Regions from separate parts of the Mus musculus genome. Here region 1 is linked to region 2. A link is a loop called in an ENCODE intact Hi-C map of the cell type or tissue named here. Cell type or tissue: left cerebral cortex. All regions are shown on one strand. Each heading gives the region's core, and the rest is flanking DNA. Links, peaks and the distances in the headings are about the cores only. Region 1 overlaps Stk24 (serine/threonine kinase 24). Region 2 holds the start of Stk24 (serine/threonine kinase 24).

What was found. Hi-C counts contacts between places; a loop is a spot of excess contacts. Peaks named below come from ENCODE experiments on the same cell type or tissue, not always from the same donor. Only the 100,000 strongest peaks of a DNase experiment are listed, where the experiment ranks them.
Region 1: it touches region 2 in a loop (2.3-fold over the local background); 10 of 42 quality-filtered maps call a loop at or near these places.

Annotation. Positions count from the first base shown.
Region 1 is chr14:121,289,715-121,298,815 of GRCm38, reverse strand. Stk24 (serine/threonine kinase 24) reads left to right here. Exons shown (of 11, transcript NM_145465.2): 6 at 1,496-1,681; 7 at 4,016-4,161; 8 at 4,503-4,626; 9 at 5,327-5,395; 10 at 6,700-6,836. Among named protein-coding and RNA genes, the nearest start is that of B930095G15Rik, 46 kb to the right of the region's middle. In left cerebral cortex, for the core only: no CTCF peak of the experiment used is centred there; a DNase peak (open chromatin) is centred at 3,236.
Region 2 is chr14:121,373,969-121,383,069 of GRCm38, reverse strand. It overlaps Stk24 (serine/threonine kinase 24), which reads left to right and starts at 3,840. Exons shown (of 11, transcript NM_145465.2): 1 at 3,840-4,172. The coding sequence starts at 4,131. In left cerebral cortex, for the core only: a CTCF peak has its summit at 3,510; DNase peaks (open chromatin) are centred at 3,283, 3,696 and 4,587; H3K4me3 peaks cover 2,419 bases; H3K27ac peaks cover 2,038 bases.

The sequences.
Region 1 (9,101 bases), core at 1,278-6,277, 84 kb after region 2:
TGATGGCCCCTCCCACAGTGGTCTGGGCCTTTCCACATCAATCATTAATCAGGAGAAAAAATGCTTCAAAAAGGCTTGCCTGTAGGTCAGTGTGACGGGGCGTGCTCTCCATTGAGTGAGGTTCTTCCAGCTTATCAAGTCCAACCAGGACAAAGGGAAATGACACGCAGAGTAAGGACTTGAGACCTCATTCTTAAAGGCTCTGGGGAAATTGGCAATAGAGACCGCTATTGATTAAAGGACCTGGGCAGCGTAGCCATCATATGGGGCAAGTGGACTTTGGATCCTAATTCAGATAAAGCAGCTCTGGAAACTTTTATGGTTTTTAAGCAGTTGGAAAGGCTCAGGTATTACTTGATATTAAAGAATTGTAGATACTCCTTGAAAAACTCACTGGAACTTGGACGTACTTTTTTTTCCCCCTTGCTCATTCTGGTAGCAGTGCTGTCTGGAAAATGGGCCATCGGTTGCTGCCTAGCACCACACACGAGAGCTGCTGTGCTCATGGCCTGGGAAAGCTCCAAGTTCAGTAGCTCCATTTCTACTGCTAGTATTGCTAATTTCAGTGTCAGGGTGCAGACAAGCCCTGTTTGGCTGGCATATTGAAGTACTCGGGGGTGAGGGGTGGCAGGTGTCAAGATAGCTTCTGTCTGTCTGTCTGTCTGTCTGTCTGTTTATTCTTTCTTTGAGATAAGATCCTGCTGTATATAGTTCTAGTATTTTGCTGTGTATATGGCTTGAGCTAGCCTCAAACTTGTGGCAGTCCTCCTGCCTCTGTCTCTTGGGTGCTGTGATTACAAGTCACTATACTTAACAAAGTCTATATGAAAGTGATCACAGTGATTACCTTTGTGTGCCATATGTATGGTTATATTAATGTCCATGTCTGTGTGTTTGACCATTTTTATAATAAACATTCTCTACCACTGATAAGAGCATTTGCCTAGGGTGAGCCCCTAGGTTCAGTTCCCAGCACTGCAAATGCCATCAAACAAAGCAATAATGCTTTGAGTTGTGGGCACAGTGGTAATGCAGTCCCTTTATACACCCTTGAAACTACCTCCCTCGTGAAAATCAAGGGGGCAGGGCTAAGGGAAAGCTGCCTGTCTAGTGTCCTAAGACCCTGATTATAGTGCTGCTGTTTGAGACCACTAGGTCTGAGCAGCAGTGTGTAGTACCAGGTGCTGCCCAGGGGTGAAGTTCCTCCTGCTCATGTACTCCTGTTACTGCTGCTGGAAACCTGACACAGGCCTGCTGCCTGCCACAGAGGTGGCCAGTCTGGATCGCTACTGTAGCAATTTTGTATTTGTATGTAGTGTTTGCTACATAAAATCTGTCCACTTGTTTCCTGTGTTAAAATTATGCCACTGGCTTGTGTTTCTTAGTTCAGAATAGTGGTCTTTTTCAGAACCTGAGATTGAAGCGCGCGTGTTTTCCCCTCCCTTGTGCCTGTCTGAATGTGTCTCACGTCTTTAACATGCTTTTGTCCTTGCAGGCAGACATCTGGTCCCTTGGCATCACCGCAATAGAACTGGCCAAAGGAGAGCCACCACATTCTGAGCTGCACCCCATGAAGGTGTTATTCCTCATCCCAAAGAACAACCCTCCCACACTGGAAGGGAACTACAGCAAACCCCTCAAGGAGTTCGTGGAGGCCTGCCTGAACAAGGAGCCCAGCTTTGTGAGTGTGCACCTTTCTGGAGTCTCATCTTGGTCTGCATTTCTTCTGTTAGGGTTGGGCCAGACACTGTTTCCAGCTGTCTCCCTGATCTCTCTCTCTCTAGTCTTGGCAAATGAATTCAATATCTATCTATCTATCTATCTATCTATCTATCTATCTATCTATCTATCTATCTATCTATCTTCCCTCCCTCCCTCCCTCCCTCCCTCCTTCCCTCCCTCCCTCCCTCCCTTCCTTCCTCTTATTTGTTTTGAGACAGGGTTTCTCTCTGAAGCTCTGCCTTTCCTAGAACTCTCTCTGTAGACCAGGCTGGCCTTGAACTCACAGAGATCTGCCTGCCTCTGCTTCCTGAGTTCTGGGCACCACCACTGCCCCGTTTCTTTACGGACGCTCGCTCTTTGTTGCCTTTTGTCATCCTCTTGTCTTTTAGGGATTTCAGATGTAATTATTTTATCTTAGATTTTCTAGCATCTCCTTACTTCATTGAGCCTGAAGAATATTCTACTTAGTATAATAGGTAGGATGGTCAATTTTTAATATTTATAGAGAAAAGTCAGGCTGTACAACTAGGAAGCTACTTCAGTAGTAGCAGCGGGTAGACTCAAAATAAAGGAAGCAAATGGTCAGCTTCCAGTTAGTTGTTGTGTGCTAGGGAACAGACACACGGGGTACACGTGAGTCGCCCACCTCCACTGCCCCGCCTTTTCTCTCTGTGTTTACTTAGAGGTGGCAAAGCCCATGCATGCCCTTAGCTACTCTGAGCTTTCCTCTTTGTTCTCTGAGAATCGGGGCTTTTCTTGGAATAGAAAGGTAGCCTGTGTGTTGTCACATGTAGCACTCCATGCCGTAGCTTTGATTTGGGTTTCTTTGAGCAGATTTAGCTTCATTGAGCCTGAAGAATACTCATGGAGAGGGTCCCCGTTAGCTCTTGTCTGAAAATGGTGAGAAAAGATGAATGACACAGGAGCATCATATGGTTATCAACAGGAGCCCGTTCTGGCAAAGGGATTAAAAGGGGCAGAAAACACTGTCTTGGCTCCACCAGGGGCTGCAGGTTGAGGTTAGCAGGTTGCATTTGGTTATTGGGTCAGGTGGTGGGTGTGGTCTTGCATGCTAAGTCAATGTTTGATTGTTACACCATGGTGCCACACAATGTGGTGGAAGAGAGACCCAAATATGTGCACATCTTTTTTTATTTTTTTTATTTTTATTTTTTTATTTTATTTTATTTTTTTTGGTTTTTCGAGACAGGGTTTCTCTGTATAGCCCTGGCTGTCCTGGAACTCACTTTGTAGACCAGGCTGGCCTCGAACTCAGAAATCCGCCTGCCTCTGCCTCCCAAGTGCTGGGATTAAAGGCGTGCGCCACCACGCCCGGCTTCACATCTTTTTTTAAAGCATGTGCAGTACCGTTTATTCCCACCATGCACCCCTCTACCTTGGCTTACCCCTGGACCTTCACATGTGAAAGCTGCAAAGCTGAGAACACTTGGGATGTTTGGAGCGTCACAGCCAAAAGATGGGGGCGGGAGGACTCTCAGAGATTTCCATTAGAAGAAAATGCTATTCTTGATTCTTTGGAGCAAACATCACTGTGGGTGTGCCTGCCTGGCATCTCTGTGATTTTGCTATCTGTCCCTAGTTGGGCCACTCTGTTTCTTGGGGAACTTTTTGCCAGTAGATGGGGAAGCCGCTTACACTCTTTAATGCCATTTGGTTGGAGCTGTGCCGTGCTGGGTGGGGATTAAGCTGTTGGTCCCTGTCACCATCGTGGTGATGGCTTCACGGACCTACTTTTCTAAGTGGGGAGTGCTGGTGAGTGAGGGAACCGAGGCAGGAGCCAGGAGCCAGTCAGGTCTCTCCTAACTCCTGTCCCAACCTCTTCTGAGATGAGTCGAATCTGTGAACTCAGTTTAGGGTATTCGCCTAACACTATAGGAGATCATAAAGAATGTGTATTTCCCTTAGCCAGCACTCATGCTGAGAAACCAAAGAAAAACAAGATGAGCTCTCTCAGACAGTACTCACCAAGTTCTTTGTGGAGTTCTTTGCAGGAGTTCTTTTTCTTTGGTGAGCTACTCTGGCAGGATGCTTCAGTCTTTGTTGGAAACTCTCTCCCATTTTCCCTGTGCCCATATATGCTTGGGCATGGGTATGAAATGACTTCTCCAGAAAGCCTGAGTTAGGAGCAGGCTCTGAAGCAGAATCCAGGGCTGCCCCGTGGTGCGATGGTCTGGCTTTTTAACCCAGCAGTCTTGTCTGTTTGTGTGGGATAGAGTGGGGTGAAGAGGAAATGTCCTCTCGTGGTGATGACTTCGACATGTGTGCTTTCCAGAGGCCCACTGCTAAGGAATTATTGAAGCACAAATTCATAATCCGCAATGCAAAGAAAACGTCCTACTTGACCGAGCTTATCGACAGGTACAAGAGGTGGAAGGCGGAGCAGAGCCACGAGGACTCCAGCTCGGAGGACTCTGACGTGTAAGTTGCCCTGTCCAGGCTCTCCATGCCTGTAGCAGAGAGTTGGGCCCTGCTTCGTGGGGGTGGGGGTGGGGGTGAGCTTTTTTTGTGTGTGTAGCTGTGGCCAGGGTGGGGGTGGGAGGGCAAAAGAGAGTACAAACTTAGAGTCATGGCCAGAAGGAGGAACCTGCGGAGACACTGAGGCCCCAAAGGGACTAATAGTGAAGTGGCAGGCGGATCCTTAGGAGAGGTGTGGCCACTGTGTGCTGGAGGCAGCAGCAGGAGTGATGGAGCTGGTGGTGGTCTGGGCAGTGCAGCCCCTGGCCTGGTGTTGGTGAACTTGGTAGGATTTCTGTTCCAAGGGAGACAGATGGCCAGGCGTCTGGAGGCAGCGACTCTGGGGACTGGATCTTCACTATCCGGGAGAAAGATCCCAAGAATCTGGAGAACGGAACTCTTCAGCTCTCGGACTTGGAAAGAAATAAGGTACCGTGTGCCCACCAGCCAGTGGCGCTGGGGAATCTGTCCACAGTAAGCCTGCTGTGGGAGCGGCATCTGCCCCTTAAGGCATTGACAGGTTAAAGATTGAGTTCTGTCTGACCATTAGGATTGAGGTGCGGGCTTACTTAGGGCTGAATTGTGTATCTTCACCTTGTGTGCAACACTGGGTCCTCCTGATCTCGACCACAGGTGGGCTTGGATGTGAAGTTTCCTGTGTGAGAATTCCAGAAGTAGCTGTTGGATTTACTCAAGATACCCTGATTTTTACTGGGGCAGTTTTTATTGCAGGCCCTTAAAGACCAGTATGTTCCTTTTGGTACTGAATATAGACTTCATGTGGATGCGGTGGGTTTCCACTACGATTAGTTTGTCATTGTCCATCTGTGTAGCCTCATGGGCCTGAGGAGCTCATCGGTTCAGAGAGTGGGAGTTGGGCCTTTCACTGTGGCCATACGGAGTACCTGGCTTCAGCTTTCTAGGGTTTCCTACCTGCAGAGCATTATGTGTCCGTGCCTAAGGAGTTCACTCCTGGTGCCATGCACTGGGCTCATGGGTGGAGCCCCTTTGTAGAGTCTTCCCTCAGAGATCATGAACAGAAGTTGTTTCCTCAGGGGAGAGAATCCAGTCATCCTTGGTAGAATTGTTGCCTGTTTCTAACGACTCCTTTCTCTTTTCCTTCCCTAAGATGAAAGATATCCCAAAGAGGCCTTTCTCTCAGTGTTTATCCACAATCATTTCTCCTCTGTTTGCGGAGGTAAGATCCCTGGCTGTTATTCTTGGGAGGGGAGGAAGGGAGGAAGAGGGGACCAGGGCTGACTTTCTGTGGATGGCTGCCAGTCAGTACAAGTTAGAGGCATTAAAACTTGCAGAGTCAGTCTCAAGTCTACATGCATTATGTCCATGGTGACTGCTGGCCCTGGGCCCTGCCTTCCGTAAGCCAGGCAGGTGACTAGGGGAAGTTGTATAGGTTATTACTGGCTTAAATTGTTTCCTGAAATCATTCCTCAGTAGCCACCTCAAATCCACTGGGAATGAGATGATACTCTGGAAGTTCTAGAACCGAAGGGGGAAATCTTTTTTTGTTTTGCTTTCCCAGTGTGCCCTGTGGTTAGGGTGAGAACTAGAGTCGGGTGTTCAGCGCCCTTCGTTTTAGATAATCATCAGCTCAGCGGACATGAGTTTAGCGCAGTCGTGGAGAAGCATAGGGCCCCGGTTCTCCTGTCTTGTCTTTGCTTCTGCTTCGAGATACCTGGGTGCAGGTCAGGTCAGAGGCAGGTGAGTGGCAGATTGCAGATCTCCAAATCCTGTGCTTGGAAGTGTGCTTATGTGGCCCTCCCTGCCTTAGCCAGTCCCTCCACGTGTCCCTCAGAGACAGGACAAGGAAACTGCTACCCTAAGGTTAACACCCTGTGGGACCAAAGCTGAGCATTTTCTAAAACGTTTGTTAACAAATGGAAGCAGGAGATTTTGGGATATTCCACACCTAAGGTTACATTCAGGAAACAGATTTGAAGTTGGTCTTCATGCTGGGGAGGTGCCTTAAATCACAGTTATGACTCATGAGAGCAGAGGAGGGTGTGGTGGAGTCCCAGAGCTCAGGGTTGCCATGTGTATGTGAGAACATTAGGCAGCACTCTTGACCCCAAAGGCTATGTGCCTGAAGTTTGCACCCAGCCCATAACCATCAGGAACGAAGCTTTGGTGACCCACACTGTAGCTGCCCAGTGACGCCACAGTTGTACATGTAGGCATTGATGACACTTTCAGGGGTGAGCAGAAGGCTGCACAAGGGAGAGAAAGTGGTGGAGTGTTCATCAAACTCATGTGTGAAGGTGTGCAGTTACCTGCCTGTGTTCTGGTCTGGAAGAGTCACTGTGTATGTAACTGCTTACAGAGACAGAAGATGAGGACCCAGAGTGACTCGTGAGCCACAGAGCTCATACTGGGCCCTTGTCAGCCTGGCATGGCAGTGTTGGCAGGGCCTATTTGTCTCTTCCTGGAGTGGTTGCTGCCCAGCCCTGTGCCCGTGTATGACACTGCTCTTGTGTGCATTTCCAGCTGAAAGAGAAGAGCCAGGCATGCGGAGGGAACTTGGGGTCAATAGAAGAGCTGCGGGGAGCCATCTACTTGGCGGAAGAGGCCTGCCCTGGGATCTCAGACACTATGGTGGCACAGCTTGTGCAGCGGCTGCAGAGGTAACCGGCCCTGGGCTGGGCTGGATTGCAGGAGGGGAGCCTGGTGGTGCTGGCACGGCTTCTTAGACTAGGAACTGTCACAGACTGCACCTTGGTATATCTCTGGGGTTTTTCATTCTTGCTCTGTTGTCCCTTGGGCCATGGGCTTCTCCTGAGGGAAAAGTCTTGTTCTGAATTCTACAAATGGGAGACCTGAGTCTGGAAAGGAACATGGAGCTTTGTATTTGTAGCCGTTGCCAAAGAAATGCAAGATGCCTTAAAACACCTACATGCAGCAGTCTAAAGAGGAGAGAGAGAGAGAGAGAGAGAGAGAGAGAGAGAGAGAGAGAGAGAGAGAGAGAGAGAGAGAGAGAGAGAGAGAGACAGCCTCAGTCACACCAAGATCATGTTCAGATACCAGGGTCTTTGGTGTAGTAGACTCAAAAGCCCTCCTTAGAACATTGCTTAGAAACCTGTGCTCTGGTGTCTAGGAGCTACCTAGCTCCTGTCTCTACCTCGTGGCTTTAGCCACGTAGCCTCCATGTTGAATAGACATTACTGTTTGGCATAAAAAATAAAGATGGTTTGCTTGTTGGCCCCCAGTCTTGAGGCCATTGAGGAGGAGACAATATCTTTTTAAGATTGCCCTGATTTGAATCTTAAAGGAAACAATGTGTTACAGTGTAAAGGAAAAGACAACTTTGAATTTCCTTGTAGTGGCATCAGATTTTCATTTAAAAAGAGGTTTGTCACGAGCAAAGCAGAACCACACCCAGAAAGGGTGTCTGTTTATTATCCTGCATTCTGTTTTCTGCTTGGAATAGTAAGGTGTCACTTGTGCACTCTGTGATGTGTGCACTCTGTGATGTGTGCACTCTGTGATGTGTGCATTTCTGTGATGTGTGCACTCATGTGTGCACACTGTGGTCAGAGATCCGAGGACAGCTCTCAGCAGTTGGTTTCCTTCCACCCTCTTTGAATTCAAGGATCTAACTCTTTTGCAGCATCAGGCCCGCCTACAGTCAGCACCTCTGACCTGTCCCCCCACCCCCACCCCCCAAAGCCTGCCATGTTGGCAGCCGGCCTTGGCCTCCATGTAGCTGGGCTCAGGCCCACCACACAGCTTTTGTTTGTCACCTTCAGGAGTTTTGCATGTGGTCCAGGGTTGCCTGATGTTGTATGAGTGGCTGGTAAGTACGACTTGATTTCCCTAGTAGCTCAGGCACAGGTAGTATGATGTATGTATGCCCAGTTGGTCCTTTTCTTGTTGCTGGATCTGTCCCCTGCTGAGGCACCTAATCTGCCAGCTCTAGTAGAAATGTGATAGTGTAAGACCCCCTTTCGGGGACCCCCACTCTAGTCTCGGGAGTGTGAGAGCACCCAAAAAAACACGAGGACCCAACTCGCTGTAATTACATGAGGACGTTTAATTACGGAGCTCCGGACCAGCATGAATCCCACACAGGAGATAACAGATGCCGGCCACGAGGCTCGAAAGCCAGGGGCTTTTATGGGGTAAGGGGCTTAGGGGTGTGGAATTCAGCATAGCGACGCACTATTGGCTTATTCAAACATTAACAGAAAGAACACAGTGCATCAGGACTTTGTTCCTGTGGGCTGGGGGCTTATCTTTGTTCACTTAACAACCAGTTGATGTATATGACTTTACTCGGCGCCAAGGGGTAACAGAAAGGAGGTTCCGGCCAGATGGTGTGAACTTAGATAATGTAGCCCCATTTGTCCTTGAATACCTTTTCATCTTTACGGCCAAGATATTCTTTGGAATGCCTTATCAACAGCCATGCCTTGGCCTGCCTGGGGGCTTGTTCTGCTTTGTTCTCAGTCCCAGATGGGGCAGTGGGCTCTTAAACAACTCACAAGTTACAATATTTTATCTTCCTTCAATAGGAGCCAGAGGAAGAATTTCAATTACTTTAAAAATATTTTACTGATTATTATTGGGAGGGTACAGGTGTGTGGTGCATGGAGTCCTGTCTCTCCTTCTGCCTTTCTTCTGGTTCAGGGATCAGGATTTGCTGCGAGGCTCACACAACAAGCACCTTTACCTGCTGGCCCCAAATGTGAAGATTTTGGATATTTGTTTCTTAACATTGAAAGTGCCCTGTCTGTCTGTCTGTCTGTTTCTCTGTCTGTCTGTCTCTCTCTCTGAATTTTTGTGGTACTGGGGATTTAATTCTTGGTCTGGAGCATGCTAGGCAAGTATTCTACCACTGAGCCGAGTCACCCAGCCTTCTCACACACAGAATTTTAAATATTCTAGAAACT
Region 2 (9,101 bases), core at 1,405-6,404:
TATGTAACTGGTGTAGCATCCTTGTCTGTCACCCGACAAAGACAGGTGCTTCTTTGTACAGATGCTGATAATTTGGGGCCAGCTACTAGACATGTAGACTTTATCAAGTTGCTGTTTGTTAGTTACCAATCTATTCATATTTTTCTCCTTAGAGTTTGCCGTGAAAGTCCCTGTCTTTAATCTGTGCATTTAAATTGCTAATACCCTGGTGTCTAGTGGTGTTTAGGGATGTTTGTCTTTCTGACTCAGGAAGACAAGGGCGGGACTGAGTACTGAACTCCTGATTTCTGCTGTACTCCTCAAGCTTGGCAGAGTTCAGAATTGGCTTAGGGGTGACTGATAAACGGGGGCTCCTTGTGCGGAAGAGGCTCTGTATAGGAATATAGTCATGTCCTGTGTGGCCCAGAATATATGTCAAGAGCACAATTCGTTGCTCAACTCATGTCTTTAAGTGACACAAAAGGCAAAGAAGGGGATGAAAATAATTTGATGTATTAGTGTATCCATGGAGACCGGAAATAAGTATAATCTTTATGGATCCCCCTCACAGTCTCTCCTTTTGGAATTATGAGTTTACAATCTGTCATAATCATGTATTGGAGGTGCAGAAAATGGTAACAGGAGGCAGAGAAATCCTTTTCCCCGCTCAGCTGCAAAGGCAGCTATTATAACCCCAAGTTTTGTATTGTACACTTCCAAAATTAGAATCTAGTGACACTGGTCTGTAGGATGGCATTAGGGAAGCACCCAGGGTCCAGTGTTTGCATGCCCAAGCCTGTACTGTAGGCTTGACATGTAGTTGTTATTTAAAACAGGTATGAGTGAATGTGTGAATGAACGAATGAATGAATGAATATAATTAGCCATTGGGCAGGATCTGATTCTGCACTTTTGTCCTGTCAATCATCTTTGCTCTGGGAAAACAAGGAAAGGAGGGATCAACTGGCCTAGGAATGTTGGGTAATACCAATAAAGGATGCAGCCGAACCAGTAACTCCTGTGTGACTTCCTCTCTTTCCACAGGCACAGTACTCAACACGGTCTAAGAAGTAAAGTTCACCCAGTGAGGGAACAAGAAGGGTAAGAGGAAGGAGAGAGCTTCAGTCAGCGAGGGAACAAGAAGGGTACGAGGAAGGAGAGAGCCAGCTCCCAAAAGCCAGTCGCGGTGTCCGGATAACTCAGTTCCTGTTGGAAGTGACAAGTTCTGATCCTCATCTGTGTTGGGGTACAAAAGGAGATGTTGTGTTAGGGTATAAAAGGAGATACTGATTAGCTTTGTAAATTATGTCATGTTGCACTTCAGTCTCTGTGGCCTCGATACTGAAAATTAGCTCAACAAAGCCAGTTACAAGTTTTCTGTAGTTTATTGGTCAAAGAACAGTTCTCCAACACTTCTGATTGTCCCCTTTCTCTTCGTCCTCAGTCATGCTATTGGTTTGACTGTGCTGATCCTAAGCACACATTTTAGCATGGTGTCTTCATAGGTGGAGGTTAGCAGAGACTGAAGAAACCATTTTTAAGTCCAGGAATAATAATCACTGCTAAATCCTGGTGTATAGCTGGACTTTTTTTTCTGTGCATAGATGTATAATTCCAGTAGCTTGTGATCAGTCTACCCTTTTTATTTTTTATTTACCTATTTATTATTTTTGGTCTCACCTAGCCCAGATTGGTCTGTATCTCAGTATGTAGGAGAAACTGGCCTTGAACTCCTGATTTTCCTGTTTCTACCTCCTAGTGTTAGGACTTCAGATTACATATTATTGTTTTGTATCCTATATTTTCCTGACACTATGTAATAAAACTATCTTTCTACATTACTGCATTAGTTACATCTCCCTAGCTGCTGTGACAAAGCACCAGGACAAAGGCAGCTTTTATAACAAAGTATCTATTTGGGTGAATTGCTCCAGAGGGTCTAGAGTCAGTGGTGGCAGGGGAGCTTGGCAGGCATGACAGCAGCATAGGAAGTTGATTGCTCAGGTCTTGAACCATAAGCACCAAGCATAGAGAAGAGCACTGGGCAAGGCTTTGAAACATCAAAGCTCACCATCACTCCCACCAGGAATTCTTCCTCCAGCAAGGCTGGGTTGCTTATACCTCCCCAAATAGCACTCACCCACTGGGGAGCAAGTGTTCAGATACATGAGCCTCTGAGGGACATTATCACAATTACTAAACATGACCTACTAAAATATCTTTTCTTCTTTTTTTTTTTTGGGGGGGGGGTCATGTTCTTTAGAAAGTGTCTCCCTGTATAACCCTGGTTGTCCTGGAACTATATAGACCAGGCTGGCCTTGAACTCACAGAGATCTGCCCGCTTCTGCCTCCCAAATGCTGGGGTTAAAGGCTTGTGCCACCACACCTGGTGAAGTAGTAGTAGTAAGAAAGTACTCTTTATGTAATCAGACATTTCCAAGGCTGAAAGTCGCTGCCTCTTGGTAGAGACTCCTGTATTTCTGGTCATTCTTTCATGTTATTCTAGGTAGAATTTGAGGTTGAATAATATATGCCTTTTCAAGATTCATGGTCTTGATCATTTTCCCTTGTATTCATTAAGTACTCCATTTTTTTTTCTTTTCTTTTTAGGTTTCTTCTGCTTAGGGAACACATAAACTCTTGGTTATATGGGTTCATACTTTTAATGTTTTCAGTTTACTCTTTAGAAGTGGCAACGCATCTCAGTCAGGTGACCAGGAGTAATCATGCAAGCCTTCTAATACATCTTAGCATCCTGGAGGTCTCCTAGGCTAGGTTTCCAAAGGGTATTCGGCTTACTTTAACTTCTGATGCAGGACCCAGAGGGAGCCTGTGTTCTTGGAATACAAGGACACCTCAGAGAATAATCTCTTCTCTACCTTAGTCGAGGATTTATGCGTCCTCTATTTCTGAACTCTTGGGGACTCATTTTGTATGGTTAACCTTGCACAGCTGTGGGGCAAAGCGGGCACTCCTGAATGAGGCCTCAGGGTCCCTATGGCGAGAGACACAGCGATTCTGACTCTTAGACCACTTCCTATTTGCCACTTGTAAATAAAGTACTTCCTGGAACCGCATGGATTCACTCCATCCTTCCTTGTTTGCTGCAGAAGCGGCAGCTTAGGAGGAGGGCAGAGCTGGTGCCCAGAGAGGGCCTACGGCCTTAGGAGCAGTGAAGCGAGGGGAGGGCTGGGTAAGAGTCGGGACGCGGTTTCCTTCTATTGTCTTCCCTTCCTCCAGCACCCCTCCGCACCCCACTTTTCCCTTCTTGTGCGCAGCGCAGAGATGGCGGGGCCCAGCCCTTCCTCTGTCCAGCTAAGTTTCCACAGCCGGCGGCCCAGGCGAGGCTGAGTTCAGTACCCAAGGCAGTGCACACAAACCGCCCTCTCTACCCTTGGGGTTTCTTCCTTGATCTGGCTGGAAACTTCGTACAGTGAGGACGCTCCGGCCGGGGCTTTTGGAATAGGCCCCAGGCTAGGCCCCTCTGGGGACACCCCGAGTGCAGACTCTGGCCTCTGGAGGGCCAGGGCGGGTGGAGAGGGAAGGGTAGGAGTGGGCGGTGCTCTTCGCTCCCCCAAACTCAGCTCTCTTCCGCGCGCGAGGCCCACCCCGCGGTTCCGAAGGACCCCGGCGCACAGCACCCGAGAGCGCCCGCCTGCCCGCCGGGCCCCGGGGACCCCGCCTGCGCGCCCGCAGGGAGGCGCGACTGCGGCCTAGGGCGCCCGGCGGCTCCTCCCCTCCCCCTCCCCCTCCCGGAAGCGCGGGGCGGGGTCCCCGGCCGGGCCGCGGGGGCGGGCGCGGGGGCCGGGCCGGGGCGGGGCGCGGCGGACTGTGCGCGCCCACTCGGCTCCAGGCGGCCAGCGCTCGCGGGCCCAGGCCGCCCGGCTCGACCTGAGCACCGCGGCGGCGCAGCGACGGGATCCCTGGAGAAGCAGCCGCAGTCTCGAGACGTCCCCCGCGCCCCCCACTGCCCGCCCCAGGCTCAGTGTATGGGGCCGCGGCCCGCCAACCTTCGTTGAGACCGTCCCCGGGGTGCGGTGGCCTCGGGCTCCAGAGCCCGCCCCGCCACCCGAGGGCTGCGCGCGGCCCCGGGCCTGCTCGCCGCGCGGCTCCGCGCGTCCCGGGCCAGGAAGTGGCGGCGCCGAGCGCCATGGCCCACTCCCCGGTGCAGTCGGGCCTGCCGGGCATGCAGGTAGGTTGGGGTGGCCCGGTCGGGCTGCGGCCAGGGCGGAAGCGGGCAACTTGGCGGTGTCAACACGCCCCCCCTCCCCCCAACCAGCCGGGCCCGCTTCTCCGGGATCTTCGCCGACTCGGGCGGCGGGGATCTCGGGTGTATGCACGTGGAGGGGCTTTGGGGTCTGCGGCCTGGGGCCGAGGTGGGGTGCAGGAGCTTTGCGCTCCCCAAGTCCGACGCGCAGGCCGAGCGCCCATCCCGGGCAGGAGTCTGAACTAGTGTCCTTGGAGGCCCCGCTTTGGTGCCTGGGCCCTATGTGGGCCTGGGACAGGGATAGCGGCACTCTGGGGTCCGTCCTCAGTTAGCAAAAGTCCCTCCCCAGACCCCTCAAGCGGGAGACCCGAGCGCAGGGCGGGAGCGCGCCCCGGCTGGTCACAGTCCGGGCGGGCCGCAGGGCGGGGTGCAGGAAGATGTAACCTCGCATCGGAGCCTGTAGTTCTGGTGCGGAAAGTGCGAGGTTGCAAACTCGGGAGGCGGAACCCACACCTCCGCGAGCGCCCTGGTGTGCAGAGCCCAGGTTCATCCCTCGGGTGCCAGGACTCCGCTGCTGGACTTTCACTTTGAGACCGGTTGGCATCCAGAGGAACTGTGTGCTAGCGGGCTTCTTGGTGCACACTTTGTATCTTCTTAGCCTGCCAGTGACTTTTTCTTCGGAGGGGAAGGGGGCGGTGAGGGGACGGAGTTGAATTTCAAGTTTATATGGATGCACGAACTTTTTTTTTGCTATTGAGGATGGTTTTCTGCACTTTGAAAAACAATCACTTGTCTGTTCAAACTTGTAAAGTTTGTGAGCGTATATAATAAATACAGACATAATGATTGCGATTAAGATAGCAAGACCAGTCAAAGTTTTGCTTTCCCAAGGAAGTGAACGGAAGAGTTTTGCTTAAAAAAAAACAAACAAAAATCAACAACAACAAAAAAAAAACAAAACACCTCAGAATATCCAAGGTTATCAGTTTATAGATGCAGCAGGCGCCTTCTCTCTGGCTTCAGGGTTGAGCCGCATGGACCTTGCTTGCCTCTTACTGCTTCTGCCACTTCTGAAAATAGTTCCTATCCCTCTTTTCTTCTTCTTTTTTCTTTCCATACCACGTAAGGAAAATGGTTTTCTTGGCCCCGGTTTTGAACTCTGGAAAAATAGGAATTCAAAGTTACCACTTCAGTGGCCACTAGAACTTGAGTCATTTTTAAGGGATAATAAAGTTGGAATTGAGAAGTGTCACTGGAAAAGTGCTCTCAAAGTATTCCTGAGTCTCACCTTGCCTGCGTTCTAAAACTTGATGGTGCTGGCCGCTAGTTGAAAGTCACCCCAGGCCTCCTGCAACTCTTGCCTTGGTTTGACTTCAGAGACAAGACATCAGGGTCAACTGGGTGACAGTTTCTTACCTGTGGCCAGAAGGACCTCGTGGCACATTTCTTCACGTTTTCTTCATTCTGGCTGCTATAGTGATTTACCTGGCTCCACCCTGAAGCCTCTTCACTAGCCCCAACCTTTGTAAAAGAAAGTGTTTGAAAAGATACTTAATGTGGCAGTGTGTGGGGTCAGTACCAAGTGGTTCCCAGCTGGATTCTGCTTCTGTTTGTTTTAAAGAATGGGCCAAAAAATCTTCATTTTGGGAAAAAGAAAAATTCAATAACTTTACCCAAAAAGTGTATTTCATACGTGTTCTTGAAAGGAAGATGTTTTAATTTTGCTTTTTGGTGTGAAGACGATAACCTTTTTTTACTAGTATTAATTTTTTTTGTCTGTTCTGGTTCCTCAGAGGAGGAAAAGTGGCTTCCCACAGTCGTACCCGCCCCTGTGTATGTCTTCAAACCATATGATACATTTTTGGTGTATTATTGGAGACTGTTCCTTCCTTCCCTTCCCTCCAGAAAAGAAAAACCAGCGCGTTTATTTTCAACTTGGAGTCAGGAGCTGCAGCTCCCTGGGAGCTGTTTTGAGGATTACATGAAAGGCAGATCTGGCCTTGACTCTTTCTAGGGTAAAACTGGAGAGGAAGAGAGAGGCATTCCCTATTGCTGCTGTGCTTATGAACTCCCTGTCCGTCCTGGCTCGGGTTTAGGAGGAACTGGGTTAGTTTGACAAGTCGGGTGTGGTAGTGGCTGTCTTCAATCCCAACGCTCAGGAGGTGGAGGCCTCCTGGATCTCTGTCAGTTCAAGGCCAGCCTGGGTTATCTTAGAGAGTTCAAGGCCAGCCTGGGTTATCTTAGAGAGTTCTAGGCCAGCCAAGGTTAATGCTGAGACACTGTCTCAGAAGAAGTGCACAAAGTTTGGCAAGGCAGAAGTGCAGATTCAGACAGCCCGAGGGAAAAAAAAGCAGAATTCAGGAATGCTTTAGAATAAAGACTTTATGGCCTGTAATCACTTTATATCTGTTGACTATTACTGGTACTGATGAAGAGAAGATACCGTTTTATAGCTTTGTGAATGAGAGAGTATTTGAACGGACCAAGGTAAGGTAGCATTTTAGATGACATACAGTGATTAGAACCCAGGTCTTCGCCCTGCCTTTGCAAATAATATATATCATTTTGTTTTAGATTGTGTTTGCTGAAGAAAGAAATATAAGATGAATGATTTTTTCACTCAGTGGCTGTGATTGATTGACGACTCTAATGATCTTTGGTGAGGAGTTGAAGGCTGTATACCTGACTGTTTTGATGAGGTTTTCTAAGGATTTTCTTTCCTCTTTGGGTTATTTTGTAGTCTGTGAGAGAACTAGAAAGTAAGACCCGGCCAGGTGCCTTTAGTCCCAGGACACAGAGCCAGGCAGATCTCGGAGTTCGAGGATAGCCTGGTTGGTCTTTGGAGTGTAGCTGTCTTGAAAAAACACGTTCTGAGCTGACTGCAGTAGATGAGTGTGGCTGTTATGTCCTTCCTGCCTTCTTCAGGAACATTCACTGTTTTGCCATGTTGGTTCCAGTGAAAAAAGTTTAGTTGGAGGTGGGAGGGACCTATCTAGTGCTTTGAATTTCCATTAAATCATGGAGCAAAAGAATTAGCTTTATGCAAGCCAGGCAAGCGGTGGCTCAGATCTTAATCCCAGCACTAGGGAGGCAGAGGCAGGTGGATCTCTGAGTTCGAGGCTAGCCTGGTCTACACAGCTAGTTCTAGGATGGTTAGGTAAGTTATACAAAGAAACCCTGTTTGGGGTTGAGGGATCTAAAAGAATTAGCTTTTTGCTTATAAAATTCTTTGGTATAAAAGTATGTTGTGTGCACATGTGTATGTAGCATGTGATACAGGTATATAGGAGTCCTGGGAGGTTGGAAGAAGAGCTACAGGAACCAAACTCCAGCCCTCTGCAGCAGTCTACCTCTGCAGGCTGCACATTTCTGTCACAGAATTCTGCTAGCCGTTTTTAAAGCCTTTCTGGGCTGTGACCCTTGTAAGACAGAGACTTGGCATCAGGACCAGAAATTAAAGCTTCAGAGTGTAGCACTGTTTCTTGCTCCTTGTAAGTCACTACTGCAGTAGTGGGGGTTGGGGGTGGGGGGGGAGAAGCTGATTGTAACATTGAATTGATTCCACAGCCCACTGGTTCATGTGGCTCCAAGTTCATGGCTCCAAGTTTAAAATACACGAAGTTAGATAAGTCACATATGTAAGAAGGCTGGAGTTAATTCAGCATGTCTCGAGGCTTTGAATTTAAGAGACCCTCGTGTTTGCAAGTATAGATGATTTAAAGGTGTAACGAAGAAAACTTAGATTTTGCTTGCTGATGTTTTTATATCCTGGTTTCATTCCCTTTGTTCAGCTCCTAGGCTGCAAGCCCTAGCTGTGAGGGGGCTTGTGTGCAGGGTAGCCAGGAAGATGCTCACTAGCACATTTCTAGCTGCCCACCCCTCTGTGAGACTCAATGCCCATAGGCCGTTGTGTACAGTCTAGTCGCCCTCTTCCCTGCTTCGTTGGGACATACCTGCTCTTGTTGCCCTGTTTGGAACTGTACCCTGGGGGGTGGTTTGGTGTCTGAGTGGCCTTTCAGCAAAGTTGTGAGGTCTAGGTTTCAAGACCATCTCAGGTGAGGCTGAACGCGGATGGAGGTTTAGCATCTTCTGGTCCTGATGTAGACAGAGTCTTCAGAGGATGATATCAAGATATAGGTCCCTGGCCTCAAGTGGTCAGGAGCCCTTGCAGGGCAGGCCCTGAGAAGGTTCTGGTAACTGGGGCCCAGGAGACCAGGTGCATGTTTGGAAAGCACCAAGTTTCTGTAGGATGGAGAGGTGGGGTGTCTACGGGCCTGCTGGGTGGGGCTGAGGCCTGGAGACTGGGTTGGGTATTTTGTTCTTTGAGGTGTCTGTGTTCTCAGACATAGGTGATCTGGGAAGTGGGTTCTGGGTGTCCACTAGAAGTTATCAGAGTATTTGAGCAGAAGATGCCGGGGTAGGGAATACTGGGGGCTCAAATGTTCCTGGATAGCTAAGAGAGCCCTGTAGAATTTTTACAGAGCTCAGTGGCTTGAATTCTGTGAATACGGTATGTATGGCCCTGTCATGTGCTTTGCTTTATTCTGTTGTCTTGTGTTGTGCAAAATAATTGAGGAAGGTCGGATATGTTTTTCTGTTACTTAAGTCCTTTTCTCTCCAGGACAAGCAAGTTCTTCATGCTCTCCAGGCTGGCTTTGAACTTCTGATCTTCTTGCTTCCACCTCCCCAGTGTTTGGAATATCTGATTGGTTTATACAGTGCTGGGGAATCCAGTTCTTGGCTTCATGAGTGGTTGGCTGGCACTGGACCAACTCAGCTGCGGCACAGTCTTGCCTCTCTTAAGTCATTTTGTACCTGTGTCTGTTGGTGGTGTTCCTTGTTGCTAAGACTTTGTTTTGCTTGAACGTATGTGTGTATGGTTCCCCTGGCCCTGTAGCTTTCTAACACCGTCCC